Regions from separate parts of the Homo sapiens genome. Here all the other regions are linked to region 3. The links are chromatin loops, found by intact Hi-C in ENCODE. Cell type or tissue: GM12878. All regions are shown on one strand.

Evidence for each region. Hi-C counts contacts between places; a loop is a spot of excess contacts. Peaks named below come from ENCODE experiments on the same cell type or tissue, not always from the same donor. Only the 100,000 strongest peaks of a DNase experiment are listed, where the experiment ranks them.
Region 1: it touches region 3 in a loop (6-fold over the local background); 2 of 110 quality-filtered maps call a loop at or near these places.
Region 2: it touches region 3 in a loop (2.1-fold over the local background); 2 of 110 quality-filtered maps call a loop at or near these places.

What each region holds. Positions count from the first base shown.
Region 1 is chr10:87,927,769-87,935,768 of GRCh38, reverse strand. PTEN (phosphatase and tensin homolog) reads right to left here. Exons shown (of 9, transcript NM_000314.8): 4 at 4,680-4,723; 5 at 2,518-2,756. Among named protein-coding and RNA genes, the nearest start is that of PTEN, 68 kb to the right of the region's middle. RefSeq lists a silencer at 6,534-6,633. In GM12878, no CTCF peak of the experiment used is centred here; DNase peaks (open chromatin) are centred at 4,168 and 6,493; H3K4me3 peaks cover 485 bases; H3K27ac peaks cover 3,882 bases.
Region 2 is chr10:87,962,923-87,970,922 of GRCh38, reverse strand. It overlaps PTEN (phosphatase and tensin homolog), which reads right to left. Exons shown (of 9, transcript NM_000314.8): 9 at 1-5,636. The coding sequence ends at 5,451. Among named protein-coding and RNA genes, the nearest start is that of PTEN, 100 kb to the right of the region's middle. In GM12878, no CTCF peak of the experiment used is centred here; no DNase peak of the experiment used is centred here.
Region 3 is chr10:88,061,012-88,069,011 of GRCh38, reverse strand. No RefSeq gene overlaps it. Among named protein-coding and RNA genes, the nearest start is that of PTEN, 200 kb to the right of the region's middle. RefSeq lists an enhancer at 6,531-6,590. In GM12878, no CTCF peak of the experiment used is centred here; DNase peaks (open chromatin) are centred at 3,169, 3,951 and 6,386; H3K4me3 peaks cover 1,573 bases; H3K27ac peaks cover 7,319 bases.

The DNA.
Region 1 (8,000 bases), 130 kb after region 3:
TGTTTACAGGATAACATACACTCTTTTTAAACAGTTTAACTCTTCAACCTTGAAAGTAAAATGTGGAGTCATAATCTTTTCTTTCCTAACACAGCATTAATGATACAGATCTTGCCAAAAATGATCTCAGTAACTTGAAGGCAAAGAAAATGATGAAACATGAATTTATCTGAAGAGCCTTGGAGAATTCTTATTTCTTGACACGTCTACTTTCATCAGGCAATAGAATCTACAGATTCCATTTACTCTTCTTTCTTTTGTAAAATAGCATTTTCAGCACTTTTTACCAAAGTCAACACTGATTGGATATCAAAGATCATATAAAAGTTGCAAAGTCAAAGTCAAAGAGCATAGTTTCAACTTGTTATTTTAAAAGTTAAATAGCAGTCTTTTCATTAAAATTTAGTATTGAACAGAACTAAAGCTTAATTTTGGTTAATTTGTACCACTTAGATTTATTCATTGCTCTCATGTAGTAGCCACTGGTTTTTGCATAAAAAAGTGACATAGTTTTCATGAAGGTTCTTTTACATTCTGTCTAAAAGAATATATTTCAATGTAATAAAAACTGCAAAATTTTATGTACACTATGCACATTTTTTGAGGGGAGAACATTTATACCTTCCATCAGACTTTAAAAGGAATGTAACACAATTTAAGACCCCCTGGCTTAAATCTAGTGTTCTGCGCCTCCACATTACAAAATTTTTCTATTTTATTACAAAAAATTTTTTACCTTTTTTTCCACTACCAAAATATATGCTGCTCATCAACTCTGTTTTAAATTTCTACCATCGCTTTTGCTACTGCATTTTTTTTTTTTTTTGAGATGGAGTCTCCCTCTATCACCAGGCTGGAGTGCAGTGGCACAGTCTCGGCTCACTGCAACCTCCACCTCCCGGGTTCAAGCGATTCTCCTGCCTCAGCATCCTGAGTAGCTGGGATTACAGGCACGCGCCACCACACCCAGCTAATTTTTGTATTTTTAGTAGAGATGAGGTTTCACCATGTTGGTTGGCCAGGATGGTCTCGATCTCTTGACCTTGTGATCCGCCCGCCTCGGCCTCCCAAAGTACTGGGATTACAGGCGTGAGCCGCTGTGCCCAGCCTGCATTTTTAATCAGTAAAAGCAATTGTTTCCCTGCAGATGATAATGGGATAAATCAAAGTAAAAATCTTTAGATCCTCAGCTCTATAATTCATGCCAGTGCTATCATTCCAAGGTGCAAACAATATGCAGAAATGTAAGGCAATCTACCATAATCTTCAACATTCACCAAAATTATGCACTAATGTAAGATTCAATTTTGTAAACTATCAACAATAAACAGTATTTCGGCATCCTTATATATAATGCAAAAAAAGTCACAAAGGATAGGAAACAAGATATAAGAGGGGGTAAAGGAACAAGGAATCTATGCAATTACACAGCTTTAAATGATTAATACGATCATTCTATTTCTGTTTTACAGCTGAATTAAGAAGAAATTAGATTAACATGAAGGAGAACTCTCTAAATGAGTTTTTCTATCTATCTGGAGGGGCTTAGGCTTTGTCCTTCTTAGAGATGGAAAAATGTACAAAATCTCTTTGCATTAAATTTTAACATGTTTTGCCATACTTACCACCCAAAGAAATATATCAACAGCAAAATTAAATCACTGTAAAAGTTCTCCCAAGAGTTTTCTTTTTTCTTTCAGATGTACTATAAGAATTAAATTTGTCACTGATTTTTCAATATAGTCCTTAGTTTTCTGATCAAAGAATCGAGAATCTTCTATTAATCTAACTACATTTATGAATATTCTTATAAAAGAATAATTTTTATGGATTATAAAAGTTCACACTTTACTAGGTAATGGTATTTTATCCAAAGGCATTCTATGCTCAAACAAGCTTCAGAAATATAAAGCTTATTTTTGATTAATATGCTTTTTAAAAATGTTATTTTAGAAGAATTTTGTGAGACCAAATCTGCAATACAGTTAATGGGTAACATGTGCTAGTATGATATGAAAATGGTAGCGTGAACAGAAAAATGAAATCAATCAGTCATTTCTCATATAGAAATTGAGGCAGCAACTGATTTAAAAATTTAGAAGAAATAAGGATTAGCAACTATCTTTAAAACCTGTTTTCCAGGGACTGAGGGTGGGGAGGGAGGAACACAAGATGAACAAGATCTGAAGCTCTACTGGACAGCATAGTGACTATAGTTAATAATAACATTGTATAATTGAAAATTGTAGCTTGTAGATCTTAAATGCTTTCACCCTGGGGGGAGAATAATAATTATGTGAGGTGATGAATATGTTAAGTAGTTTGACTGTAGTAATCATTTCACAATGTATATACACATACATCAAAACATCATATTATACATTGTATTTATATATAATTTTTACTTGTCAATTACACCTCAATAAAACTGAAGGAAAAAAAGAAACCCAAAATCTGTTTTCCAATAAATTCTCAGATCCAGGAAGAGGAAAGGAAAAACATCAAAAAATAACTTACCTTTTTGTCTCTGGTCCTTACTTCCCCATAGAAATCTAGGGCCTCTTGTGCCTTTAAAAATTTGCCCCGATGTAATAAATATGCACATATCATTACACCAGTTCGTCCCTTTCCAGCTTTACAGTGAATTGCTGCAACATGATTGTCATCTTCACTTAGCCATTGGTCAAGATCTTCACAAAAGGGTTTGATAAGTTCTAGCTGTGGTGGGTTATGGTCTTCAAAAGGATATTGTGCAACTGTGGTAAAAAGATAACCTCAGAATAAGAAAAAAAAACTCTTGAATTTTTAATTAACAAGTAGGTAACTTTAGAAATGTTGCATACAAACTTAACAGGTATTTAAAAGAAACACTGGATTCCAGAGAAAAATAATGTATTGCTTAACTTTCTAATTGTTAAATAGAAAATAGTCTCTTGATAAGTCTTAAATATAATCATTAAGGAAGCCAGGTATTATTTTCCCCCATTTTATTCAGGAGGATATATTCTGGGAATTTACGCTATACGGACTGGTAGCATAGGTCACATATTAGAGGTAGAGCTAAACCCAAAATGAACTGTCACATGGACATTTCGTCAGGACTCTCAATGCAAAAGGAATAATACTATTTATAGTATTTATTTCATCATCACAAAACATATTCCAAAGACAGAATAGATTACTAATAGGATAAACTATGCAAAGAACTACATATTACATTTCATAAAATAAAAATGCTAAGTGTGTTATTTAAAGGTGGTCTTGCAAATGTTAGTGTTGTATACACATGTAATCATTAGGGAAGCCAAGTATTATTTTCCTCCATTTTCTGCAGGAGAATACATTCTGGGAATCTATGCTCAATGGACTGCAGCATAGGTCACATACCAGAGATATGTGAAGGCATACACCAAAGAAATTACTCACAAAATGTATATAATTGTTATCAAAGTTTCAGGTCTTCTCACATGAATTGTAAGAGTCCAAGACTTCTCTGTTCACTATAGTCAGAGTTGAGGTTTTTAAAAAAACTTGTTTAGAAACAGGACTATAGATATATCACTATTAATTGCTCTTAATAGTTTCTACCTTAGTTCCACTCTATTAAGATCCTTAAAAACCCTGGCTGATATTCAATGTACTAACCTGTGTCATCTAAATATGTGAGAAGTATGTCTTATATCTCCAATCAGGTGACTCATAATATGGTACAGGATATAATCAATTATCCTTTGGTGTGACAGGAGAGATCTTCTGGTAGACAATGACTATCATTATAAGGAGTCAGCAGGACAGCTTTCACTTAGTCATCTGCCTAACTTCATTTTCCCAGTGGTACACAAAAACCTCCAGGAAAATCTGTTAAATATCTGTTTAAAGCAAGATAAACCTCAACTAAAGCCTGCTTTGCTTAGTAAGCAACAGCCTAAATCCACCAAAAACAAAAACAAAAAAAACCCGTTCTTAGTAAACCTATACTAAATCTCAATCATTAGTGATTTAGAATTTTCAAACCATTTGTCTGAAAGTCCATTCTAGATTTTCAGGAGGGATCAATGGCAAATACATCAATAGTAGCTCATGGCACCCACTTTCTTTTTGACTATCACAGCAGCATCTGCCAAGCTTCTCAACTCTTCAGTTTTCTCATGGTTTAAAGTGTTAAGCCATGAGAACTGAGTTGTATTTCACAAATAAAAGTGAAAGTTTTTGTGGGCTCTGAGAATTAACTTATGTCTGAAGTAGAAACTCATTTAAAGCAGTTCCCTCCTCTCATCCATCAGACTCCTCTTATCAACATTTGTTATATCCTTTCCTACCTTTTATGTCATTCCTCAACACAGAAGAGTTAAGTAGTTCTGCTTTCTCCCTGTGATTGCTTACTATTAGACCAACTGCCTCAAATAGTAGGTAAACCCTCTCCTTATACTATTTTTAGTCTAGGAATTTTCCTAATTCTTAGTCTATGCTGCACTTTAGTCTTCCTGACAATATTAATAGCTTTATGCAATACTTTTTCCTAAAACACAACAGTAAAATTAAAATTTTTGAAATTTTTAAAGATAATTCTTAAATATGTATCTCACTCGATAATCTGGATGACTCATTATTGTTATGACAGTAAGATACAGTCTATCGGGTTTAAGTTATACAACATAGTACAGTACATTCATACCTACCTCTGCAATTAAATTTGGCGGTGTCATAATGTCTTTCAGCACAACTAAAAGAAAAGTTTAAAAGTGATATAAAGTTATCTTTTGCACTTAGGAAGAAAAAAAAGTACTAATACTAACAAACATTGCCTGAATCTTTATAATGTGACACATATTATGCTGTGTTTAACATTAATTATTTCATGTAATAACAAGAATTCTATTAAGTAGATACTGTTATCACCCCCATATTATAATAATAAAACCAAAGCTTAAAAGATTAAGTGTATGCAATTAGAGCTAATACATTTGCTTAAAAACTTGTGATGCCACTAATACAGAGTACTGTAAATTCAGGTGCTTCCATGCTTTCAAATTTCCTCTATGAAAAATCTGCATGCTATTGGAATATATTTTTAATTTTACAAGTACCTATAAACAACTGACTAGTTTCAATAGTATCTGTATCTCATAGTTAAGCATACATAATTCTCAAACTATTCTTCAAAAAGATATATGTTAAAAATAGTAAAAGCATAAGGACAGTAAAGAAAAACTGAATGTTGTTAATCTACTTGGCCAAATGCTTACTAATTTTTTTTTAAACCAGACCTTACTCCCTGTTGAAAAGCCAACGATCACCTTTTTCAACAGTCTCTCAGATTGCAAGTTTTAATTACAGTATGAGAGTAATGAAAGAATAAGTAAAATCAATACAGAATAGTAAAATGCTGACTTGTCATTACTAGAGTATGCTAATATTTGTCTTAATAGCAGTGATATGTTAGTATGTACTGGCTTTCTAATGATTAACAGGCCATGTTTACAAACAATAAAAGGCTCAGAAAGAGATCTTACATATCAGTGTGGTTAGCAGTACCCTGGTAACTCCAACTACTATGCAAAACAAATTTTTTAAAAATTACTTAAAATAAACTCTTAGCATTTTAAAACAAATAAAGGTCCATAGCTCCTTAACCTGCAATTTCAATATCCCAAAAGTTCAAAACATCTAAAATTTTCTCTTAAGTTTTATGGCAAACTCAACTACAGCAAATCCTGATCTGAAGTAATAAGATTGTACATAATATTTAATACACTTAGAGCGAAGAGTAAAACATTTCATTTCAGGTACTGACCCACACCCCACTGGGGTGTTTATGTAAAAGTATATTTATCTGTGCTACCTTTTGAAAACTAAAATTTCTGAAAATGGAAACATACTTGGCCCCAAGAGTTTCAAATAAGTGATTGTGAACCTGTATTGTACATTTAGAAACCCTGAAAAACATCTATATAGTTTCTTCTCTACCTTAAAGGTAATTCAAAACCAAATTCACATGAAGGTTTAACTAATTATAAATAAACTACAATCCATTGGTTTCTAACTGGTCAGACCTAAAATAAAACAACTTTCATACTACCACTCAAAACAAAACAAGCTTTTCCTTTTTAGTACAATTTAGTATATTGAGTTTTTCTAGAAAGAAAATGCATTTAGTAATGACATATGCACATATATGCATCCTTGCTAGTAATTTCATACCCACTGACATGAAAAACAGGAAAAAGAGGACTGACAAGACAGTCACATTTTACACTTTCTTTGGTACTTTTAAGATAAAAGGGGAGAAATTGTCAATAGTGAAGAATTCATAATGGAATATTTTATAAGGAATCAGAGATGTAGGACTAGGAAACACAATCTAAGAAGCTGGTCTCAGGACAACACAACAGAAAATAAACATTAGTTTTGTGCAGCTTCAGTTCTCTAAACTTCCCCTACTTTCTCAGGATCCCAGAACATGTGGTTTGACGAACACTCCTTAAGACTGCTTTAATAAAAATGCCTCTCAAATATTACTGTTAAGAGGACTATATGGACGGAAAGTGGAAGTAATGACTACTAAGTGTCAACCAGATGAACACACCTTACAAAGAGTTTCCACTTTTTTTTGTTTCATCCTCACAATCACGTGATAACTGTTATTATCTCCATTTTATATATGAGAAAGCTAAGACTTAAGAGCATTAAAAAACTTGCCCCAAATAACAGTATACAAATGAAAGAGCCAGAACTCAAGCTCAGTATCTCTGATTACAAAAGTCAAACTTTTTCTACTACTGTTCCATAATTCTACTTATAATAAAAAAAAAGTTTTAAATACAAAAGCAGTAACAAATTTCAGTCAAAGCCAGCATTCCTACAAGAGCAGTATCTGTCATAAATCACAGAACCAACAGTGACAGTAAAAAGCAAGGAAAAAGTTATGAAAATCTTCACAGGTAAGCATAGGAAATATGGGAGCAAATATGCTGGGACTAGTAATGATAAATATGCTCAGGGAATGGGGGTTGGTAGGATAAGGATGAAGACTTTCTTCTTAAATTAAAATCTCTGATAAATGCCCTCCTTCCACCTATACCTACTGACAGTTTCTTTTAAATTCTTTGTGGTTTGGTAGTGATAAGTCTCTCAACAAACTAAAATTAAAGATACACAAATGGCAAATGGGGTTTAGCCATTTAAATTTAACCATTTATGCTTCCTTATAACTAAAACTCAAAAGATACCAGTACCTCATATTGGTTTATATGAGACAAGAGAAATGAATAAGCATTTAAAGAATGAGTTTTTATGAAACAAGAGGCAGAAACTGAAGGAATAAGATTAACAGGAAAAGCTTCCAGAGAAGTGAGATTTGCCATAGAATCAGCTAGGTAGGCAGGTCTCTTCTTTACTCTCTTTGATGAAGCTATCACCATCTTACAAAAGAAAACTTAATAGATGAAAATTAGTAAAGCTAAAGGTTTACCACAAAATGATAAAGTATGTCAAATAAAATATGCACTGAAATATAGTAAATACCTTTAAAAAATTGGTATACAGTGAAAACTTAAATTCCTCAAAGGCAAGAAGTATACATCTCTTTATTCACTATCTCCCCTTCCCCATTCCTACCAGATTATACAACAAGGAACAAAAATAAAATATACTTGTACAAAACAAACTGATTAATTCAATTAAGTAACAGTACACCTGAATTTGCTTAATGTTATGAATGCCTGAAGAAAACACAGATATAAACAGATACAGTTAATCAGAAAGGCCATATTAGGAACTCTTCTTCACCCATGTATATCATAATTGCTATAAAAGATTTAACATACTATTAAATGTGGGTATGCCTAGTGCAAATATTTTAAGATCTTCAAATTATGTATGTTTGCAAAGACATATATATCACATGTAATACTATCCTAAAAATAAAAGAAATAAAATAGAACACCTGCTGCTTACCAGACTCACTTAACCAGAACCAGAAATACAAACAGAGGTAGAAA
Region 2 (8,000 bases), 98 kb after region 3:
GTCACATGAGCATTTGAATTTAAAGACAACTGATAAGCCAACAGCAGCCTTTTTTTGGCAGGTGTTAAATTAATTTGCTCTAAATTGAGCAACTGTTTGGGAACTACAAAAACTGAAAAGTTCAAACTATAAGGAAGTAGAAAGGTGATGAAGTTTACTAATACAGTGTTTCACACATTCTATTTAACACAATTCCAAATGCAAATGTTTAAGATGATTTTTGAAGAGAAACATCTACAATGTTAAGCTTGTCTATGCTAAACAAATGTAACTTTAATTTACATGTATCATCCTAATGTCAACAATATTTAGACATTCATGATTAAGCCACTGAATTCGAAAGGATTCTCAATAACTACATGTAATCTGCATCTGTGGCATTAGAAAGTAATCAAATCACTGTCCGTTTTCTGATGCAATGGAACATCCTACAAATTCATGACAGATATACTAAGCTAAAAAGCTTTGAGATCAGGTACAGTATAAATTTCATTTTTAAAGAATATACATGGATATACAGAAGAAAACATGATTGTATAGTCACTAACATATTAACGATGGCTATGTCTCCAGGTGATAGGATTATGAGTGATTATTTTATTGTTGTTGTGATGGGGAAGTAGTCTCAAAATACCTAGCTTAACAACCAGAGTACTACCACCAAAGCAAACTATTTTGTCCTTTCCTGTCTTCACATTACAAACTTTTTAAAGCTACCAACCAATATGAATTTGTCTGACTGGCTACCCACATTCTGATATACATATTAGAAGGAAGATCTTTTGGAAGATGGAAAAACAGCAAGATTATGGTCATAAAAGAATAATATGCTCTCAAAAATAAGCAACAATCATTAGGCTTTCTATAGCCACATACAATTAATTCTATAAGAAAGTTGGCTCCAACATTTCATCTTTAAAAGACTTTTTCCATTATCCTGTTTCCTGGTTTTCAGGTACTGTCCTTACAACAGTTTGGACTGAATATTCTTGTTTCCATTCACAAACATTTCTTTCTGAACTAGCAACAGCACTAATCAATAGCTACACTTAAGCCATTTAAGACTAAGCTTTAGATGTGTGTCTAATTATCTGGCAAAAATAAAAGAACCAAAGAGTTTCATGTTAGCAGCAAATTAACTAGATTTAAGGGTCTTGATTTTTTTCATAAGCCTTTGGAAGCCTGCATATTAAACACTGGTGAGTTTTAAATTCTCAATGGAAATGGTGATGGCATTTACTGAACCAAGCCAGCTCATATTACAACGTACAAAGGACATGATATAAAAACAAAACTAGCACATTTCTATTTTTCAAACATCACCAAAATGTCTTCTTATAAATTAGAATACTTTTAGACTCCAGTATAGTTTTCAACCATACGTATACCCAAGATACCGAAAAATAAAATGTGTGTACACATACACTTCATATTTTACATTATTGCACATTTTTTCATTTACTTTTTAAAAAATTACATGGAGAAAATGTAAACTTGAAATAATAAGTCCCACTGTAACATTGTCTACTTTATTTTTTTAACACTTGTACAAACTACACTTTCTTATTACCTTACTATGCTTTGTTGAAAGGATATGCTTTAGTCTTCAAGCTTTTAAGAATATTAGAAACAACATGATTAAATTCAAGTACAAAAAGTCCTTTAGACTATTCCGAAATATCAATTTTTATATGGCACAAGTCATGATGAGTAAATGAAGCTTTCCATATGCTGATGGCAGAGTACAGAATAATAGACAAAAGCCACAAAATTGAAATCTAAAGTATCAAATCCATTCTGGGGAATTATCTTCAAACATCTGTCATAATAAAAATATGCACAATTTTCTAAGAATCTTGGACTTTTTCAGGACTAGAACGCTATTTAATGTGCTTATACAATTTATGAAGTGATGACTAAAGCCCTAAAAATAAGTGTTTTTCCTTAATTAAACATGAGTAGACAGATACTCTACTCTCAGGCCATGTTTTTTTTTTTTTTTTTTTTTAAACAGTAGGCTTTGAAGGACAGCAGGAAAAAAAAAAACTGAAAACTTTGTATTCACATTTGGCTGCCCATTAATTAAAACTTCAATGGACTTAAGCAATTTGAATTATAAACTCTCATTTAATAAAACACCCACACAATGACAAGAATGAGACTTTAATCAGTTTTAAGTGGAGTTTATAACACTAAGAGATAAAGGGTTGTTAACAAACACAATAACAAATGGACATCTGATTGGGATGAGGCATTATCCTGTACACATCATATTGGTATTTTTGTGTATCCTCAGTGCATAGCATTTACACACAGAGCCACTGCTGCACAGCACAAGAGTATCTGAAGAGGCTGAATCAGAGTAAGGCTGTTTAACAGACTGAAATTTTTTAGTATATATATTCTATATGAAAACAGGTTGAACTTTTGAACTGGCAGGTAGAAGGCAACTCTGCCAAATACTACAGTTAAAGCCCCCACTTTAGTGCACAGTTCCACCCCTTCCATCTGCATGCATGACACATTAACAGTATTTAAAGGTAAACGAGGCACTTTGTGGCAACCACAGCCATCGTTATGAACATATTGCACAAAATTTCTAGAACTAAACATTAAACTTGTACCCTACTTTTATTTTTTAAAGCTGAAACATTTGATGCTGCCGGTAAACTCCACTTAAGTTTATAACCTGTGCCACAGCAAAGAATGGTGATGCTATTTATTCAACTACCCTTTTAAAAGTATGGCAAACATGTTCAAGAGGAGCTACAAAGGACTTGGGATGGTACAGGGCCCAACTGTAAGCTTTCTTAAAAGTGATGCCTTCAAGTAACTTCAGACATGTAAGCTGCTGCACATCCAAAAAGTCTAAGAAAATATTCCAGAAACTCAGAGATTACCTACAGAATGCATTTCAGGCTAATTATGAATACTGCCATAAATAAAGTTTTAATTAGGACTCGAAAACCTTTCAGTCATAGCAATTCTTGTCAAATTCTATGGGGATGGTAACTGAAATAAAGTAAGGAGAGTATGTATAATATATATTTATATATATAATATATATAATGCCATTTTTCCATTTCCAATGACTACACCATAAAATGTAAGCAAGGCTTCTCAAAAACATTGAAACATTCAAAATCAAAACCCTCATTCAGACCTTCACATTCCAAAGGAAAAATAATAACAGTGCAAAAGCCCATTATAATGTCATTATTTATGACCTGGCCCTCCATGTTACATATTGGAACAATAAAGTTACGTTTTAATATGCGGTGCCCGAAATTGTAACAAAGAACAATATTTATAACTATCTTCAAAACATGAAGTTGATTTTCATTTTAGGTAACAATTTTCAGCTTTTATGAAAGACAAGGTGGCATATAAATTTCAATGGTGAGGTGTTAGAATAGTTGTCTCTAACTTTACCAATTTAACTTATGAGCAATCAATCAATACTCTATATATCAATGTTTAAATATAAATGTGTAAATCCTAAGAGCTTTGTTAAAAATTTAAAAATTGTTGAATGAAACTGACAAGGTATGGAAAACGTGTCAACATTATTTACTAAGAATATTTTAGATGAAGTTCTGCCTAATCTATTTGCCATCAAACTCTATAAATGCTGCTCTAGTAGGTCCTATTCAATCTGTATTTGTAAATTAACTAGGTCAGACCACAGCTAGTGAACAATTTCAGCACCAATAAGTTATTGAAAATGGAATTTTATACCATTAAGAAACAAAATGGCTGGATATTCAAATGTCAAGGTGAAGGTATAATTTGAAGACACCAAATTTCTGGAAAAAAAAACCTTTTTAATAATATCTTCACATTAGCTTTACAATAGTAGTTGTACTCCGCTTAAAATCGTATGCAGTCTGGGCATATCAAATATATGATGATTTTTTTTAAGAAGTGAAATTGAAGCCCTAGTCCCAACTCGGGGGAGCACTATGAAGAAATGATTCAACACTGCACATTTAAAAAAAAAAAAAAAAAAAAAAAAAAAAACCCTATTCTTTCAATAGCAAATCAATAAAGCACATGTAGGACAATTTCTACTGAAAAATCAAATGTCTTTTTTTTGTGTGCAGCATTGAAAGTTTACTGCAACTCTAATTTCCTTTTTAACACAAATGTCCTTTTTAATATAAACATTATATGTATTCAGTATTCAAGTAAAATTCCCTAACAGTTAATGACATTTAAAAAATGTGCAAAACTGCAAAATTCATTGTAATAGAATGTGTAAGGTCAAAAGGGTGGAACGGCTGACAGCTATTGAATAAGTGCATCATAAATCTTCAAAGAAAAAAAACGCTTACTGTAGAATCTCAAATTGAAAATTTCTGTGCAGCATTACAAAATATTTTATATTTAATGAGAAAAAAGAAGCTTGCAGGCAGCACATGAAGCATCCACAGCAGGTATTATGATTGAAAACTAGTAAAATAAGTGTAAGTTGTTGACTGATGTAGGTACTAACAGCATCTGAATTTTAGCACTGGCCTTGATTACACAGGAGATGGAGAAGTCGTTACAATTGAGAAAACATATTTAATAAATCATTGTCAATTTTTATAATGTTTCAAGCCCATTCTTTGTTGATAGCCTCCACATTTATATGGTTAAGTCATTGTTGCTGTGTTTCTTACCTATGACATTATTTTTATATCCCTTCATTTGTGGATCTTAAGATGTTGCAGAAGGTTCATTCCTGTACCCCAATACAGATTCACTTCCTTTAGCTGCCTTTTCTAGCACCAATATGCTTTAAAAAAAAATGCGCAAACAACAAGCAGTGACAGCGGCCAATTCCTCGAATGTCCAGATTAATAACTGTAGCATGCTAAAGAAAGGTGTGTGTAAATAGCTGGAGATGGTATATGGTCCAGAGTCCAGCATAAAATTATTTCCTTTCTGAGCATTCCCTCCATTCCCCTAACCCGAATACATGCATTAGAATGTAGCAAAACCCTTCGGAAACCTCTCTTAGCCAACTGCAAACTTATCTGTTGCCACAAGTGCAAAGGGGTAGGATGTGAACCAGTATATCACAAAGCTCTTTAGCCACTTCAGTTGGTGACAGAACACAAAAGGAAAAAATTCCTACGTATACACATCAGTCTGTCTCCACTTTTTATAAAACTGGAATAAAACGGGAAAGTGCCATCTTTATTAATCCTAATTGAATTTTAAATGTCCTTTTGACACAAAAAGGTATATACATGACACAGCTACACAACCTTTTTTCAACTGGACAACAAGTGTCAAAACCCTGTGGATGTATAGGGTAAAACAAGATTGGTCAGGAAAAGAGAATTGTTCCTATAACTGGTAATCTGACACAATGTCCTATTGCCATTAAAAAAAAAAAGGTCCATTTTCAGTTTATTCAAGTTTATTTTCATGGTGTTTTATCCCTCTTGATAAAAAAAAATTCAGACTTTTGTAATTTGTGTATGCTGATCTTCATCAAAAGGTTCATTCTCTGGATCAGAGTCAGTGGTGTCAGAATATCTATAATGATCAGGTTCATTGTCACTAACATCTGGTGTTACAGAAGTTGAACTGCTAGCCTCTGGATTTGACGGCTCCTCTACTGTTTTTGTGAAGTACAGCTTCACCTAGAGAAAGAAAATTTAAAATGAAAACCCACAAATATGACTCATCTTAAACTATTTAGTGAAATATATTTTTAACAGATTTTTTATTCCATTTTGCAGATGAACATATTAATTTTTAAGCACTGTAACAAACATGATCTTTAAGAGGCCTTTTAAATGACCCTCTTCTTAAGATGTTCAACATTTTCTTTCTTGCTAGGTACTAAACAGATAAACTATCAGGATGTTAATACAATTTATTTATTTTTATTTCTGGAGACAAGAGTCTTGCTCTGTTGCCAAGCTGGAGTGCAGTGGCATGATCTTGGCTCACTGCAACCTCTGCCTCCCGGGTTCAAGCAATTCTCGTGCCTTAGCCTCCCAAACAGCTAGGGCTACAGGTGTACACCACCATGCCCAGATAATTTTTTGTATTTTAGTAGAAATGGGGTTCATGATGTTGCCCAGGCTGATCTCAAACTCCTGAGCTCAGGCAATCTGCCTGCCTCAGCCTCCCAAAGTGCTGGGATTACAAGTGTGAGCCACCACGCCCAACCTCAATTTTATTTTTTAAGGAATATAAGTGGCAAATATTAACTAAATAATTATACAAAATAAATGCAGATTGAAAGTCATCAATAGTTTACATAATATAGCATTTGAATTACAAAATTCAATTCACAAACAGCTGAGTTCAAAAAGAATGTTTCTCTTACTACCTATGTGAAAAATCAATGTATTTCTTTGTGTGTGTGTGTGTGTGTGTGTGTGTTTTTGAGACAGGGTCTTGCTCTGTCACCCAGACTAGAGTGCAGTGGCATCTTCACAGCTCACTGCAGGCTCAAACTCCCAGGATCAACCTCAGCCTCCCAAGTAGCTAGGACTACAGGTGCATGCCACCACACCCAGCTAGCTTTTATATTTTTTGTAGAGATGGGATTTCACCATGTTGCCCAGGCTGGTCTCAAACTCCTTAGTTCAAGGTGGGAGGCCCACCTTGGCCTCCCAAAGTGTTGCGATTTTAGGCGTGAACCACTGTGCCCGGCTTCAATGTAGTTTTTGATATAAACAACACTACACAAACACAAACTACTGATCAACATTGATATTTGGGATTTATTAGCCCTAAAAACTTTACCTAAAGGGAGGAAGGAGAGGGACATTAACATAATACAGTGGTCTATAACAGAGAGTCAAGTGCCTTTACATGCCTAGTGAAAATAACTGTCAAAACAACCTTACATGTTAGGTATTTCCATTTCCAAGGGGAGGTAGCTAAGGCCCAGAAAGGTTAGGGAACTTGTTAAAGGCTACATATCTATTAAAAGTAGGTAGTGGATGTGAGATTTAAATCAGAAATGACTTCAAATCCCTTCTTCATTATATTATATTGACAGCCCCTCCCTCCCCTATTATCCAAGAGTCATTATCAATTCTTCTCTTACAACCAACATCCACTGCATCAGTAAACTCTTTAAGTTAATCTGACAGCTTCTTGTTACCCTTCACTGCCACTATTCTAAGCAGTGAGGGGCAACAAGAAGCAAACATCTTCTCTCATCTTTACTAAACTATTCAAGTACCTCTTAACTGATCTCTCAGCTTCCTTTATTACCCCTTCTCCCTACTTTCCTCACTCATCTGTATTTTGAAAGCATGAACACAGGGAATATTAAACACAAAATTCAGATTACATCCTTCCTATGCTGAACACACACTAGTGTCTTTACACTTGGACTGGTTTTCTTGTCCACTCTGTTTCAGTCAAAATGACTTATCCACTCTTCAGATATACCAAGCTCATTCTCTTGTCTAAGGGCTTTTGCATCTGTACTCTTAACTCTTTTCCCAGATATTTGTATAACTCACTTATATGATTTAGGCCTCTGCTTAAATGTTATCTGCTTGGTTGGGCCTTCTCTAATCATCTTTGCTAAAAAACAAAAAACATACAAACCAAGATTACTTTCTATCCTGTCTATTTTTTATAGCACTTACTACTATATGACATTGTATTTGTTTACTAATAATGGAGTTTTTATTTGTAATCACAAATATAAAACATCTTGCAATATTAAAATAGAAAACAATAAAACTAAAGGGAAAAAGACATTTTAAAAGTTAATGGCTGAGCAAAATGCAGATTTAGAGAAAAGAAAGGAAACCTGTGGATTCTAAAGAGAATGTCTAGCCCGGAGGACATGATGTTAAGTAAAATAAGTCAGGTACAGAAAGATAAATACCGTATGTTCTCACTCATATATGGAAGCTAAAAAAGTTGAGCTCATAAGAGTGTGGTTATTAGAGGCCGGGAAAGGGAGTGGGAGGGGAGGATAGGGAGATGTTGGTTAAAAGATAAAAAATTACACACAGGAGGAATAAATT
Region 3 (8,000 bases):
AGTCTAGGGTAGCATTTTTACAGTGTGTTCACAGACCACTAAGCTCTCAAATTTCTATTTAAAGATGCCAAAGGACCCAAGATCAAGTGCTATATTCTAATATCTACCCTCTCCATTTCCTACCCCCTCCCACAACCACACTTTCTGTAGACTCACAATGTGTTAGTTAATTTAAGGCATTGAGTCCTGTTGTTAATAAGCTGACTTGCCCTTAATTATCACAGGCTTTTCCAAATTTCCTTGACATGCACTAACCATTTAACCTTGGGGAAAAGAATGGAATAACATTCTTGCCTGCCTGTTGTAGCTGTCATCATATTTAAATGTAATAAAACATGGAAAGTGTTTAATAATTATGGTGCTCTAGGCAAAATAGCAGTCCTTCAAAAATGCCCATGCCCTAATCTCCAGAACCTGTGAATATGTTACCTGACATTGTAAAGCAACCTTGTAGGTGTGATTAAAGTTACAAGCTCTGAGAAGAGAAAATTACTCTGGATTATCTGGGTGGGCCCAGCTTAATCATATGAACCCTTAAAAGTGGAGAATGTTTTCCAGCTAAGGTCAGAGAAAGAGACTTGACAAAGGAAGAAGGGTCATAGGGATGTGATACCGCTAGCTTTAGAGATGAAGGAAGAGGACCACAGCCAAGAAATGTGGGTAGCCTCTGAACACAATACAAGGCAAGGACACGGGCTCTCTCCTTGAGCCTCTAGAAGGAGCACAGCCATAAGGCATTCTTAAACTATGTCGCTTACCTTACCTACCTCATCCACTTACTACTTGTATGGCTAATGGCATGAGGAAGTCACTAAAACTCTCCGAGCCTTCCTGGCCTCCACTTAAATGGGAGTGGTACCCACAGAGGGTCAGGAGGCTCAATCAAATCTCAAATTCATTATCTCTTGCTTCTCATGCACAAGTCAGTGTCAGCAGGAGGCATCAGTGCTTCTGCAAAAATAACTAATTCAACATTACTTTGTCAGATCACAACCCTTCTTTGCTAAAACCTTCCAGAGGCTCCCTGTCTCACTCACAGAACAACCTCATGGACTTCCTCTGTTCTCAGGATTCTCATGACACAATATGACCCCATTTCCTCTGACTATAGGTCCTTCCTCTCTCCCCCTTCCTGATGGTGCTCCAGCCATACTGGCCACCTTGCTGTTCCTGAGGCACACCAGGCAGCTTCCAGCCTCAGGACATTTGCACTTGCTGTTTTCTCTGCTTAGAGCCCTCTTCCCCCATATCCACATAGCTTGCTCCCTCAACTCCTTTAGATCTTCATTCGGCTATTACCTTCTTCCTGAGGCCTTCCCTAACAACCCTATGAAAATTGCAATACCTGCCAGCCAAACATTCCCCATCCTCCCTTCACTTTAATTTCCGCCATAGTAATTTCATCTTCTCACATGCTGCATATTTAACTGTTTTGTTTACTTTCTTTCCTCCATTGGAATATAAGCTCTATCAGGGCTTTTCATGAAGGACATGCAAGTAGATGCTTGATAAATATTTGTTGGATAAATAAATCAGTGCATATACCAATCTGAAGTCACAAAATCAATATGAGCATCACCTTCCACTAAAGACATATCCTTTCAGTTATCGATGAAAAATGAAGTTGAAAACACAATAATCAGCCTGTCATTGAACAATGCAGCTGCAGCTAAGATCAAGTTCTTGACTGACTTTGCCGAGCCCAACCAATTCAAAGGAAGAATAAAAACATGGTCAAGGGACCCAAGACCCAGCTCTTATCCCCTACTCAGAGAAAACCCAGAGAGAACCAGCCTTCTGATGTCTTGTCCTTCCTGGTTTTGACCAACCTCTAAAAACCATAAGAACAGTTTGTCTCAGTATTTCAGTACTTCCGCTTCCAGGCCCAGGAAAGAGCAGGAAGTGCAGGGGCGTGTGAAAATCAAGAAAAAAGAAGAATTAAACCCGCTACACATGAAGCGCTCAAAGACTTCCTCTGTAACCTGTTGCAGCACACGAGTTTCAATGTGCTTTCACTGAGAGCCCAGGGGGACTGTGCTGTCCCCAGAATTTCGCACCATGCCCCACACTCTCAATGAACACTTGTTGCCTAAAAAAAAAAAATTAAATTTTAAGACCTTCAGTTTCTCTATTTGTATAAAGTGATTATAAAACCTACCTTATGGAGCTGTCTGATGATCACATATGAAATCGCATATGTTAAGTGCTTATGCAGCGTCTGGCACATGATCAGCATTAATTTTATGTGAACTGCCATTTTGATGGCAGTGGTGGCGATCTGATGGTGGAGGAGGTTTAGTTAGCGCTGGGTAGATTGTAACATATACCTATCCTTAATGATTTGTTCAACCTGGAATTTTGGACGGAGCCTGGGCCTGAGGAGTTGAACCTTAGAGTGATCCATTTCTCTTGGAAAAGTCCTGTTCAGTTTGAGCAAGAAACTCTGGAAAGGGGAAGGATGTATTTTAATCCCAGCTACCAGGGTGACAGGCAGCAGAACTGAAACAGCATGACTAAGCACAGACCATCTCCTTTCATTACATGGGGGGCTGAGGTCTTTCCTCTCTACTGCCAGGGACTGGAGAAAGGAAAGATACCCAGTTTAATTGCATCTGATAAACGGATAGTAAAGTCCAAGAGTAGACAATTGGAATATTTCCCCAGCCTTTTTCCTGTTAGGTTCTCAAAGCTAGAAAAAAAATGCTGAATGTCTTTTCCCTAACTTCATATCGCCATATGAAGCCCAGCTAAGTTTCCCTTGAAGTTCACTAGCCCATTTCCTCTGTAGGTCTACAGGGGCCACCTGCCAATGTGCAGGGATTAAATGAAGAAATAAAGACCTAAGGCCTTTCTAGAAGCTAAAAACCCTAGGACTCCCTAAACACTTTGGAGTTGCAGCTCCCATTGGTTAAGAGGTATGGATCGCATAGTTTCAAGCTGAGCCATGCTTTTCGGAATACTCTGCTTTTTCTCATCTTTTTCCACTATAGTAATACTATAAATGAGATCTCTTCCAGAAATAAAGGCAGAAAGCCCCAAGCTCGATGCTAAAGATGTTTGTGACAGAGTTCTGCAAGAATAGGATATTTGCAGTCTCGTCTGCGATAATCATTTCAGAAGTGGCTGCTGATACTGGTAGGTATGCAGTCAGCAATTGTGGTGGAAACGGGGAATGTCTGCTCAAAGAGACAGAATGTGCAATGACTCAAATGATTTCCAGCAATTGTCAATACTATTTGATGTTAGTCATTTATGCTACCTTTTTCTTATTTATAGATTCCTAGCTTTAAATTAACCTCCCTGATATATGGAAGTAATTTGGTCAGTAATAAGTTCCTTTGTTTTGGGTTTTTTGTTGTTTTTTTTTTTTAGGACTATGTGGCAGAGGAGACTCCTGACTTTCACTTCTCTAAATAACCAACAACTCCTCACTGTCCCTGTGTAAAGCTATCATGGCTGTGGGGAAGGAGAGACACTTCAAGGACAGCTCAGAGCAAAGTACCAGTTTAAAATCTTCTCACGAGAAGAGCAGCATCCTTCACTCATTTGTCCTTTCACTGAGGGTGCACTACATGTACTCACTGTGCTAGATATTGGGAATACAGGGCTGAGTGAGACATGGGCAGACTCCCTGAGAGGTAACACTCAGACTACATCTCAAAGGATAACTAGATATCCGCCAATCAAGATGGAGCAGCAGGCCAGGTATACAGGCTCAGCATCACTTTGGGCGTTGCTTTATCTTAAAAAGCTGCCTGAACCACTTAAAGGGACCCACTGCTGCCTTCAAAAGAGTACAGTGATATGCATCTTCCTGAGGTCTTTCTAAGCCACTTCTGGAGCTAGATATATGTTTCTCAGATGTCTCTGAAACAAGGTTTCCAGGCAACTACATCTGAGGCCATTGGTGCTGCAATATGACTGAAAGGAAAGAGGGTGTGTACTTCAACAGCCTTGCTGTAAGCAAGGTGGCTTCATCCCCTCCCCCCACCTGAAATTGAGAAACACAGAAGTGACCACAGTCCTAGGCCACTGTGTGCAAAAATGGGAAATGTCACTCATCAGGTCCTCTCCCACGTTTAACCAGAATCATCAGCCTATAGATTCGGGAACTGAGTGGCTTGACCATTTTGCACGTAAGCCATATGCAATTGGTCCAAAGGAGACCAGTGAGCAACAATTCAATTTAGAGTTCACTGAACTCTCTGGTTTGGGAAGGAAATTGCTAGTAATCAATTGCAGCAAGCATACAGGCTCAGGGCCAGGAAGAGAAAAATCACTTTAATGGGCAAAGCAGATGTTGCTAAATTCATTGCAAAAGTGAGATGGGCACAGAGCCAGGCCTTGCATGAGAGATGCTGATCTGTTCTCCTGAATGAACAAAACAGAGACATTTCAAAAAGGGGGGTTTCTATGAAAGAAGCCAGAGGTCTGTGTCCCTGTTAGAGTAAATAAAAGAAAATGCACCCAGGTGTTCAGGTCCCCCATACCACCACAGGACTTAAAGTTGTTAACATCTTACGAGGATTTTTAAACAAATCCAGAATACTAGCAAAAACTGCCTGGGGAGTCTTCATTCGGTTCTAAGGAGAGTATGTGGTAGAGTAGAGAGAACACGGGCTTTGGCATCAGATCTGTTTCTTCCATGAATTAGTTGCTTCCACCACCAAGAAGTTGTATGACTTGGGCAAAGTTCTTAACACCTCTCAGTCTCAGTTTCCTCCACTGTAAAATGGGCCTAATGTCATTTACCTTATTAGAGCAGTTGTGAGGACTAGTGATAATGTCTGTAAAGTATGGTAGAGAAATGCACTTAAGCAATAACATGTTTTCAGAACCATGAAAAGACTAGTGACACTAGGATGTGGGGAGAATTGGTTAATGACAGGGCAGGGTGGGGTGGGATGGGGAGAATTTCTGGCCCAATATTGACCAGCTTTGGCACGTGCTCTTGGTGAAGGATTACTTCACAGGTCACATGTTTCTTTGCATGCTTAGGCTGATAAAACATCTCTCAAGAATATAAGAGCTCAGCAAGTGTAGGAGCATAGCCCAAGAAAGGTCACTGTGTGTACTTAGAACATTTTCATGGAGTAGCTTCAAATGCAAGCCTCCTAAAAGAGAGTTGATTCTGATTCCCCAAATCTGAAATGTTCTTTACTTACCTAATTCCCACTCATCCTTCAAGGCCCAACCAGAGTCCCTCCTCTGAGAATCATCCCAAATTCCTCTGGAGCTCACCATCTCTACCTACTCACATATTGCCCAGTTTATATCAGCTGCCTTCAATCCTTCCTGGAACAAGACATTAATCCCATTCAGTAAAAACTTTAAATGCTACTTACTCAATTCTTTGGCCTGTCATAGTAAAGTGTCATACACTGATCATCACCTGAATCATGTGGTTCTACCCCAAATACTTAGCAACTTCCTAGAGTTTAGATATTGAACTTGCACTAATTAAAATCTCTAAATCAGAAGGCAGAGAGAGCTGAGGGCTCTGACACTTGACTAGTTGTGTGAGCTTGGGCCAAGTTTCATGGCCTTCTCAAGCCTTAGTTCTCTCATCTGTATACTGGAGATAATAATAGCACCTTCCTCCTAGGACTTGTGTGAGACTTTCGTGAGCTCGGTCCTGCAAAGTGCTCAGCACTACATTGTTAGCTGAGTAGTAACAGTCACTTTCCTGAAAGCTTCTTCACCCAGAGGGGCTAGCCCATGCCTGTGCACAAAGAATGTCAAATTACATTCACACCCCCTGAGATTTCCAAGCTACAGGCCATTTTCACAGTGGCCACTCTCCAGAAAGCTAAGTCCTGCTGAAAGTATGTTTCCAAGTTGCCATCACCTTTAGAATATTTCTGATAAGCAAGCAAAACTGCCTGTGGCCTTTGGCAGTGAATTTCTGGGGGCTGGTAAGAGGAGGATGTTTACCAGAGCACAAAGGCCAGGTCATAAGCAGAGAATATTTTGGCCCAGACAGATCCCAGAGAAGGCATTTTTGCCAAGCACAGACTCCATTCTCAGGTCCTGAAGTCAGCATTAGACACTAAACAAACCTTCCCGGGTTCACATTTGTTTACTTTTGGCCAAATGCAACTTCCTGTTTGAAAGGAAAAGGGCAGTAAAGCTTTCTATAGCCTTCTTGGACATAAAGGCTCTACTTGAAACAATTGATTTGCTAAGGATAAATGAATCAAACGTACACAATGGGGATCTCCCCTCCCCTCAAAATGTTCATGTTTCAACAGGGAAAGTGCTCAACAAAACCAAAACAAATATTTTTTCAACTGCTGGCCAATGAAGATTGTTTAGGCCATTTCTTCTCCTGAGAGCAAGAAAAACAGACATCAGGAGAGAGCTGAGTTACATGTGCTGTGTCAGAGAAGTCACTGCGACACACTTGGGGGTTGAGATTTCAGTTACACAGAAAGTCACAAAGTTGAAGTTCCCACAGCCACTCAAACCACATTCCCTAGCATGAACACAGAACAACCAGCTCTTTCATTACGTGACTACGTCCCAAACCACGTCCTTCAGGATCCTGAAATTCCCTCGGATGCCCATGCGCCCTGCACCTAGGTTTGAAAACTGACTACCAACCCCACATAAATCCACCATAAGATTTTACAAGGATTCAAAATAACTTACTCTGTGTGAGGAGGTGGGGGATGGGGAGGGGAGGTCTGTACTTTTAGAGCATCTAGCAAAGTTAGCATAAAATATAGACTTTAACTTGGGTTTATATATAAAATGAAGGTGCTCTCTACAAATCTTGAATCTCCTTGTCATAAAATATTAAATTTGTAAAGGACCTTAAAAATCTTCTGGTCAACCTCCCCCTATACACAAATATATAAATAATATAGATGAGGAGTAAAGAGGTCGGGAGACATTTCCTCCTTAGACTGTAGACGTCTTGCTTCTTAGGGCAAGAACTATTTTGCTTATCTTCTTATTCTTTAACACAGCATGAACACAATAAAGACTCAGGAAGAAAGTGACAAATGAAGAAGTTAATGAGCTGCCCTGGTCTGCAAAGTCAGGCTCAGCACACAGGACTCTCTCAATGCTGTGCACTCTGCCCAGTCCTATCCCTGTATTTCCACTAGATTGTAATCTCCTTGAGGGCTGAATATGTCATTTATTTGTTTTTTTGGCCATCATACCCTGTGCATTGAACTTTGCAAGTATTCAATAAAAACATTTTGAATGAGTAAAGAAATTAATGAATGACTGAGTAGATGAAAACACACAAAGGAGATAACTAAATATCTTTCTTGAATAATTTCAATATTACTTTGCCCCAAAGGGGAAATTCTTCCAGTTTCTAGGATGCTGGATTTAAGGAGAAGTAGATTTGTGTATATTCCATACATTCCTTTGACCCTTCCCTATTGGTGTCCCACTGGACAATTATAAAACGAGAAAGGGGCCGGGCATGGTGGTTCACACCTGTAATCCCAGCACTTTGGGAGGTCAAGGTGGGCAGATCACCTGAAGTCAGGAGTTCGAGATCAGCCTGGCCAACATGGTGAAACCCCGTCTCTACCAAAGCTAGTCGGGCGTGGTGGCACACACCTGTAGTCCCAGCTACTCAGGAGGCTGAGGCAGGAGAATAGCTTGAATCCGGGAGGCAGAGGTTGCGGTGAGCTGAGATCTCGCCATTGCACTCCAGCCTGGGCAACAGAGTGAGACTCTATCTTAAAAATAAATAAAACGAGAAAGGTAATTATAACAGGAAACATCACTTCCTCCCTCACAGTGCAGCCAGTTCTCTTCAAGCTCATTACCTACTTCAACTTTAATGAAAATGAGTTCGTCTTGGCCCACAAGGCCTTTACATCTGGCTCCAACCTGTCCATCTGTGGCCACCCTACCATGTTTTTAGACTTAAAGAGATCTTTCATGACTTTACGTTCGTGGGCATGCTGCGACCTCCGTCTAGAATACACTTCACCATCACCATGATTACCATGACTGCTACCATCACCACAGCA